Regions from separate parts of the Homo sapiens genome. Here region 2 is linked to region 1. Evidence: chromatin contacts called from ENCODE POLR2A ChIA-PET data. All regions are on one chromosome and are shown on one strand. Each heading gives the region's core, a stretch centred on a gene start or an enhancer-like site at or near the end of the contact. The rest is flanking DNA. Distances are from core to core; before and after follow the strand shown.

The links. ChIA-PET counts read pairs that join two places held with the same protein, here RNA polymerase II (POLR2A).
Region 2: POLR2A ChIA-PET joins it to region 1 with 12 read pairs in PC-3. The contact joins the promoter of PTCD3 here to the enhancer-like site in region 1. POLR2A ChIA-PET finds 5 or more read pairs at or near these places in 2 of 52 experiments (BJ and PC-3).

What each region holds. Positions count from the first base shown.
Region 1 is chr2:85,293,155-85,297,651 of GRCh38, forward strand. All of the region lies in intron 4 of TCF7L1 (transcription factor 7 like 1), which reads left to right. Among named protein-coding and RNA genes, the nearest start is that of TGOLN2, 33 kb to the right of the region's middle. RefSeq lists an enhancer at 1,225-1,896. Within about 2 kb of position 1,542, at least 3 of the 41 ENCODE cell types and tissues checked have a DNase peak (open chromatin) inside an H3K27ac peak, as active enhancers do; they include PC-3, where a contact is called at or near this core.
Region 2 is chr2:86,103,374-86,107,929 of GRCh38, forward strand. It overlaps PTCD3 (pentatricopeptide repeat domain 3), which reads left to right and starts at 2,862. Exons shown (of 24, transcript NM_017952.6): 1 at 2,862-2,978. The coding sequence starts at 2,875. POLR1A (RNA polymerase I subunit A) reads right to left here and starts at 2,513. Exons shown (of 34, transcript NM_015425.6): 1 at 2,327-2,513. The coding sequence starts at 2,403. RefSeq lists enhancers at 2,033-2,122, 2,323-2,532, 2,913-3,172.

The sequences.
Region 1 (4,497 bases), core at 292-2,791:
CAGAGCAAGTCATAAGGTGATATGGTGTGGATCTGTATCCCCACCCAAATCTTGTGTCTAACTGTAATCCCCAATGTTAGAGGTAGGGCCTGGTGGAAGGTGACTGAATCACGGGAGTGGTCCTTCATGAATGGTTTAGCACCATCTCCTGGTGCCATTCTTGTGATGGCGAGCAAGTTTTTATAAGATCTGGTCATTTAAAAGTGTGCAGGACCTCCCCCCACTCTTTCTGTCTTGTTCCTCCTCCACCAAGTAAGATGCGCCTGCTTCCCTTCACCTTTCTCCATGATTAAAAGTTTCCTGAGGCCTCCCCAGGAGCCGAGCAGGTGCCAGCATCATGCTTTCTGTACAGCCTGCTTAACTGTGAGCCAATTAAACCTCTTTTCTTTATAAATTACCCAGTCTCAGGTATTTCTTTATAGCAATGCAAGAACAGACTAATACGTAGGGGCAAGTCTAATACTGATGGGGCAAGGGAAGGAAAGAGAATTATAAATAAATAGTAAAAGCAAACACATGGCTACATCCTGACCTATTGATCTTGTTTAGCATTTGAGATTCAAGAATGTAGAACATACTCTAAACAGAAATAAATTATTGCAAGTGTTAACAGTCTCGTGTCCAAGTACTTCCTGTCAGAGTTTAGCATCTTCAGTAGGATCAAAATTAGAATTTCTCTTGGTTGTCGTCTTCTCAGTATTAGAAGGACCCTACCAATACTGTTTAGACACTGGCAGCATCTTCCTTATCATCCGGTTGGTGGGTCTCTTGAGCAGGCATCGGAGTCATCTGGGGAACTTGTTAAAACAAAGATTGCTGAACCCCACCCCTAGAGTTTCTGATGGAATTTAGGTGTGGCCTGAACACTGGGATTTTTTTTTTTTTTTTTTTTTTTTTTTTGAGATGGGGTCTCCCTCTGTCGCCCAGGCTGGAGTGCAGTGGCACGATCTTGGCTCACTGCAAGCTCCACTTCCCGGATTCACGCCATTCGCCTGCCTCAGCCTCCTGAGTAGCTGGGACTACAGGCACCCGCCACCACGCCCGGCTAATTTTTTGTGTTTTTAGTAAAGACGGGGTTTCACCATGTTAGCCAGGACAGTCTCGATCTCCTGACCTTGTGACGTGCCCGCCTCGGCCTCCCAAAGTGCTGGGATTACAGGCGTGAGCCACCACGCCTGGCCGAGCATTGGGAATTTTAAAAGCTCTCTGGATGATTTCAACTCTGGGTGAATCACACTTTGCAGAGTTTGATTCAGTGGGTCGCGGTAGGTCGAGCCTGAGAATTTGCATTCTAACAAGTTTCCAGGTGATGCTTATGCTGCTGGTCTGGGGACTGAGCTTTGAGAACCACTGGCATAGGGACATTGTCTGCACTAGTAATGGTAAACACCCAGTTTTAGCATTGCAAATTGGGTCACTCTCAGAAGCAAACTGGAGAGTTTCATGTCAAATTATTGATTGCTGAGCCAGTGCTGGATGCTCTCTGAAAGAACATCAATAGCTCTGCCCCAGCTTTGAGCTGAGAAACCTGACGCTGCTTAACATGCCAATTCTCAAAAATATTCATTGGAATTTCCCTTTTACAACTGTACATACAGCCAGGCACGGTGACTCACACCTGTAATCCCAGCACTTTGGGAATCTGAGGTGGGAGGATCACTTGAGCTCAGGAGTTCGGGACCAGCCTGGGCAACATAGTGCGACCTCACCTTTACTAAAAATAAAAAAAATTAGCCGGGCATGGTGGCACATACCTGCAGTCCCAGCTACTCGGGAGGCTGAGGTAGGAGGATTGCTTGAGCCCAGGAAGTTGAAGCTGCAGTGAGCCATGATCAGGCCACTGCACTCCAGCCTGGGTGACTGAGACCCTGTCTGAAAAAAAAAATTTTTTTAAATAAAATTCTACATAACTTCTCCATCTTCTTACCAGTATACCTGTGTAGATGCAGAAAACTCCAAAACCCATAGCATATCCTGTTGGTGCTCTGTACTACCCTCAATACTGATTGTAATTCTTAATACACAGTAATAACTTTTGTTTTGTTTTGCTTTGTTTTGTTTTTTGAGACGGAGTATTGCTCTTGTCACCCAGGCTGGAGTGCAATGACGCGATCTTGGCTCACCGCAACCTTTGCCTCCCAGGTTCAAGCGATTCTCCTGTCTCAGCCTCCCTAGTAGCTGGGATTACAGGCATGTGCCCGCATGCCCGGCTAATTTTGTATTTTTAGTAGAAACAGGGTTTCTCCATGTTGGTCAGGCTGGTCTCGAACTCCCGACCTCAGGTGATCTGCCCGCCTCGGCCTCCCAAAGTGCTGGGATTACAGGCATGAGCCACCGTGCCTGGCCACTTTTGGGTATTATTTTAACTCCCAGAAAAGTTTCAAGAATAATACAAGGAACTCCCATATAACCTTTATCCAGATTCACACATTTTTCCCCTGGGCTTTGTGCTTCTCTTTCTCTCTCTCTCTCTCTGTTTTTTCTTTTCTGAAAAGTTTGAGAGTAACTTGGAAACATTGTGACCCTTTACCCTTAAATATTTTAGCTATATTATCTAAGAACAAAGGCATTCTCTTAAATAATCACAGTACAGTCCTCAAAATGAAGAAAGTAACATTTACTTTTTTTTTTTTTTTTTTTTTTGAGACCGTCTCGTTCTGTCGCCCAGGCTGGAGTGCAGCGGCACGATCTCGGCTCACTGCAGCCTCCGCCTCCTGGGTTCAAGTGATTCTCCTGCCTCAGCCTCCTGAGTAGCTGGGATTACAGGTGCCCACCACCACGCCCAGCTAATTTTTGTATTTTTAGTTGACACAGGATTTCGCCATGTTGGCCAGGCTGGTCTCAAACTCCTGACCTCAAATGATCCACCTGCCTCGGCCTCCCAAAATGCTGGGACCATAGGCTTGAGCCATCATACCCAGCCAGTAACATTAACTTTTCATGTCATTATCTTACTCACAATATAGATTGAACTTTTGGCCGTGTCCCAATAATGTCCATGATAGCCCATGTGTTTCTCCTGGTCCCAGGTTCCACCTGGCATCATGGATTACATGTAGCCCTCATGTCTCTTTAGTTCCCTCGAATCCAGCAGAGGTCCTTAGCCTGTCTTTGTCTTTCTTGACCTTCACATTTTTTGAGAAGTACAGGCCAGCTGTTTTGTAGAATGTCCCTTAGTTTGGGTTTGTCTGATGTTTCGTCATGGTTAGATTCAGATTGTGCATTTTTGGCCAGAATGTCACTGCACTAAAGTTGCATCCTCGTTACCTCATTTCAGGAGGTAGCCCTACAGTCTGCCTTTGTCCCAGTATTAGTGATGTTAGCATCAACTGTTTGGATTAGGTGGTATCTGACAAACGTTTCCACCCTAGGGTAACAATTTTTCCCTTTGTAATTAATAAGTGTTTTGTAGGGAGAGGCTCCAAGGCTATGCCAATGCCCTATTTCTCATCAATTTTTCACCCACTAGTTTTAGCAGGCAGTGATGGTTTTCCACCTGCATCGTTCCTTCTGTTCATTTCTGCTGTTGAGCTTCAGCGTCTTTGAAATTCTTACTCATGTCTCCCAGCCCATTCGTCTTTGTATAGACTGGAGTTGACATTGTGGCAAGTCACATTTGTGCCATTTGTAACTGTGATGAGAAAGTCGCTGATAGATACAGAGAAAAAAAATTAAAAACCATTCTACAAATAGTGTTTCTAAAGAAGAGACCAAACTGAAGGAAAAGAGGCAATTAAGAAAGTTAAAATGGGCTCTAAAAACAAAAACTTGAATTTATGGATTGAAAGAGCTCCTTTGAATTCTATAAAACTCAATGAAAATTGACATTCACCTAGACATATCCTAAAAACAGTTCAAATTGCAAGGGTTTAGAAATGTTTTCCTTCAAGCACCCATGCAGAAGAGAAAAAAAGGCAAATGCCAAAGGAACAAAAATAAAGGTAACCTTAGGGCTGTCTTTTGCCACCCTTAATGCCAGCAAACAGTGGGAAAAGAAGAGTTTGGGTAAGGAAAGGCTTATCCCAAGAATGACAAATCCTGTCCTACTTGCAAAGACCTCAGAAACATACCATTGCTCAGAAGGACCTGAAAGCACATTCCAGGTCCCAGAGTCTTTTCTCTCTCCTATTGCCCTGCAGAGACTCTTGACTTACCTTCACATTTTTCGTAGCCTGCAGCACACCACTTTCAGGAGCTCAGAAAGTATTTGTTGACCCATCCGTACAGACCCTCATTCTCCTCTCTGCTGCAGCCCACTGGCCTGCCGTGGGTCCTCACACGTGCTATGCCAGGCATACTACACTAGTGTTTCTTTGGCCAAAATGTCCTTCCCCACAATCAACGTGTCCAGCTCCCCACTTCTTTCAAAATGTGAAAGTCATGCTCTCAGGCCAGGCGCAGTGCCTCACACCTGTAATCCCAGCATTTTGTGGGGCCCAGACAGGCAGATTGCTTAGTCCAGGAGCTCAAGACCAGCCTGGGTAACATGGCAAACCC
Region 2 (4,556 bases), core at 1,612-4,111, 810 kb after region 1:
ATCAGAGAGGTAACAGGAGACTGAAATGACCCCTCCAGGCCATTTGTAAAGACTTGGTTTTTACTCTGAGTGAGATGGGAAGCTATTAGAACCTGGCACAATAAAAGGTGGCAGTATTATTGAAATGTCTCAACTCTAAACTTGTTTGAAAACTCCACAATTATCTTTTTAAAAATTCAGGCAACTTAAAACACTTCTGCTTTTGGATGAAATCGTATCCACTTATGGCAGTGATGATATAATTGGAATTTCTGGGCTAGCACACTGTTACCAATGATACCAGAGCTGTGGCTCAGGAGTTTATTCATCCATTTATTCAGACTTGAGGATAAAAGACAAGAGTGACACATATAAGAAGCTCAAGGATAGTGGAGGAAGACAAATATACATAAGCACAAAAAGTCACTAAAGCACCATGACAGACAACTGTATCATGTGCAAAATGACCTCACAAAACAAGGGAGGTGAACTGAGCTTTCAGGTGTGTATGTTGGGTAGGGGACAGAGGGAAGTACCTCCTTTTGGCTGAAAGGACACTGCATGCAGAGGGAATAGCTTAAAGAAAGGCCCAGATGTTGAAATATGATGGCGGTTTCTGGAATATGCAGGTGGTTTAATAGGGCTGAAGAAGGGATGATGTTATAGCTAAAATCAGCATTGGTCTGATCATGGGAGACTTTGCAGGCTATGCTAAGAAAATATACTTTATCTGAGGGAAATGGAGAACATTTGGAGGGTTTTAAGGGTGACAGTAGCATGACTACATTTGCACTTTGCAAGAATAATTTTGACAGCAGTGTGGAGCATGCACTTGAGAGGTGTAAGGGGAGGGTGGAAGGAAAAGACAATTCAAATATGAGATAAGGGCCAGAGGCAACACAGTAGCAATTGGGAGAAAAAGGAGACTAAGAACAAATAGACATGTAGGTGACACAAAGTAAGAGCCCAATAAATAAGTTATATGTCAGGAGAGATCTAGAATAATTTTCCAGTTTCTAGTGACTATTTTGCACTACGTACACCATTTTGGAGGGGTAAGTAACCCCTCCCTTTGAAGAGGGATGCCGTGTTGAGTTTTTTTTTTTTTTTTTTTGAGACAGAGTATTGCTCTGTCGCCAGGCTGGAGTGCAGTGGCACAATCTCGGCTCACTGCAACCTCCGCCTCCTGGGTTCAAGCGATTCTCCTGCCTCAGCCTCCCGAGTAACTGGGACTACAGGTGCCCGCCACCACGCCCAGCTAATTTTTGTATTTTTAGTAGAGACGGGGTTTCACCATGTTGGCCAGGGATGGTCTCGATCTCCCGACCTCGTGATCCGCCGGCCTCGGCCTCCCAAAGTGCTGGGATTACAGGCGTGAGCCACCGTGCCCGGCCATGTTGAGTTTCTGATATGCATTTAGGCCATGTTGAGTTTTTGATATGCATTTAAGATCTCTGTGTGAAATTCAATTAAAGATGTACAGACAGCTGAACAAATGGGTCTGAAAATCAGGGAAATAAATTTGCGTTGGGGATTTAAATTTGAGACTATAAATCATGAAAGTGGTGAGATTGTCTAGGGACAATATTTACCATGAAGAAAACATTACTAGAATAGAATCTTGAAGAACATCAACATTTAAGGAGTAAAATGAGGTACAGACCTTGCTCACCAATGTGTCATTAACGCCTAGCTTGGTGCCTGGAAAAAACTGGATGCTCAATAAATGTTTGTGAGGTTATAGATCGATAGAGGAAGAGAGGGAGGTAGAAGTATTTGTCATAAAAATAGGAGAACTTGAAGACAAATAAGGTTCTGGAAGAAAGGAAAGTTTCAAGAGAGTGCATTGGAGAATGTCAAATGCTACCTTGATCAAAATGAAGACTAAAGAGAGTTCCCTTGATTTAACAACCAGACCGAGAATATAGCAGGGTCCTAGCAAAGAGAAGTTAACGCCTGAACTGACACTTGAAGGACAATCATTTTACAAACAAGAGGAAACTTACTACGTGCCTAATTAACCATGTCAGGTACACTATGGTTAATTCCACAAATGCTTGTTAGTTAACGAGGAGACTGGCAGATGATAACGCTGCAGACCAGGACCCTCCCCACCCTTATATTCCCCTACCTCAGCGCAAACTCTTTCCCCCAGCACCACCGGCCTCTTATCCAGGCAGTCCACGCCGGCCCAGGAACGTTCCCAGAACTACGGCTCCCAGCAGGACAAGCGCCAGACAAGCCTGGACTCAAGAGGATAGACTGGGCAAAAGCGCTTCTGGGAATCGTAGTTTAGGGCGCCGACCTCAAGATCCAGGCTGGGCACGCTACCCGACCAACTCCTTACTTGAGCTCTTCAGCCGAATACATCCCGAAGGAAATGCCCTGCAGCCGCCGCCAGGGCATGTTCTTGGAGATCAACATCCTCCAGGTCCGTTTTGAATTCCGACACCCCAAGAGACGTTCCACTCACCACCTGACTATTCTTAATTCAACCTCAAGCCCGGAGTCACCACGCGATTCAACGTGCGCTTGCGCGCGGAAGCGGTCGCAGGAACGACATTTACGTGGATGAGATCACTTCTACATGGGGGGGGAACAAATAGTTGTACGACTCTCTGCTCGCTCTTTTGTTTTGAAAACAATCAAAGATATATAAGACATCAAAATAATCATTTAGGAAAATTCCTCCGAGGCAAATCGGGTGTATAGAGCTTTTAGCTTCCGTGACGAAGTCTTTCAAACCATGAGCTTGCAACCTCCCATTTTATGATTGCTTTCGTCTTCTTCCGCTTCAGCCAATAGCGGAGCTGTTCCCTGCTCCCCGCCCACTGCGCCCCACCTTCCTGAAGGTCGAGGCACGCTTTCCCAACATGCTCTGCAGAGAAATCAAAGATGGCGGTTGTATCTGCTGTTCGCTGGCTGGGCCTCCGCAGCAGGCTTGGCCAGCCGCTGACGGGTCGGCGGGCGGGTTTGTGTGAACAGGCACGCAGCTGCAGGTAAGAGACGCTTAGGGTATCCGCGAAGAAGACCGCGGAGTCACCTTAGTCCTATGTTTCCCAGCTGGCTGTGGAAGTAGGCACGATGAAATGGTTTGCTCATGCGCGCCCTTAACGGTCGCGTGCCCTTAAGACCAGGTACGCGGAGGTGGCCCTTTGAAATAGGATTCGCAACGCATTTATTCATTAGAGAAATACTTATTGGTTGCTTGCAATATTCTGTAGTTAACACCATCCGCAAAGCTAGGACCCTGCTCTCATGAAGCTTGCGTTCCAGTGAGTGTGGCTATTAGCAACACTACCCCAAATTAAAAATTATCCGCCATTACTCATTTTAACCCAATCAGGAGGAGCGAGGAGAACGTACAAGATCTTCCCAAATAAAAGGCAGTCTCTGGTCGCCACCGTGGGGACTTTGGCTAAAGAAGTTATCAGGTTTTCGTAAAAGCAGAAAAGTCTAAAAGATCTGACTATGCCCTTTTGATCTGTGATAGTTATAGCTTGGAACATGTATGACCTATCTGTGTAATTTTTTTTTCACTCAGTACAAACAGTGGCATTGTGGGAATATGAGAGGCAGTAATTTGTAGTGAAAACTTGCTAAAAGCCTAATTTTAGGTTTAGTGTTTGCCATTCACTTAATTGGATGATAATAGACAGATTTCCTCATCTGCAGACTAGAGTTGGTAATAACCATCCGAAAAGTTTGTGAGGTATAAGTGGGGTATGTAATTTACAATATGTTTTTATATGTACTCTCCCTTAGTTCCCCTCAAGAAAGAGAAACCACTCCATCTGATACTGCAGAAACCTTTGTGCTGCCATTCAATGCCAGTCCTCCGTTTCCTGGTAGCCATCGTTAGCATTTTTCTACTCATTTTCTTTGCCTGAAGCAGAATCTCTTCCTCAGCATCCGTTCTCAAAATAACTGTGATCTCTGTTTTAAGGTCATGAGAAACAAATAGTGTGACTTGAAAGAGTTGATCTCAGAAACTTGAAAGAGTTGATCTCTTTCTGAAATGTCCTTAACGTAGAGGGGTATTCTTGTTTTAAATGATACCTGAAACCAGATACTACTGGAGGAAGTATCTGTCTGTGCAATCACATCTTGACAATTTTCTGAATGTTACTGATGCCATTTAGTAAGGGGAAACACAAGATAATACTAACCGTCACATTATCTGTGGTGTGTTGACTGTGTTTTTAGTGTGATCAGAACACTTAAACAGAACACTTAAAAACTCAGTCATGGGCCAATGATTCTATATTTTGGTTTAAAAAGGATTTCATATTGAACCTCTGAAAATAGAAAATATCAGCAATTCCAAGTCTAAATCAGGCCTTATGTATTTGGTACATTCTTGATTGTTGAAAGAAGTGGAATGAGAAGCCATGGGTCATCTTCCCTATGTTGTAATTGCTTTAAGTGAGGTAGTCCTTTCTGATCAGGGCAGTATCTGTATAGAAGCAAGAGCTCACTGAATTGTTCTTTTAAACATCATAGTGTTTTGGGTTCCTGAAGTTGAAAGTTCTTCATTTCAAACCAGATTGTTCAAGTGCTATTAAAAACTTTCCTCC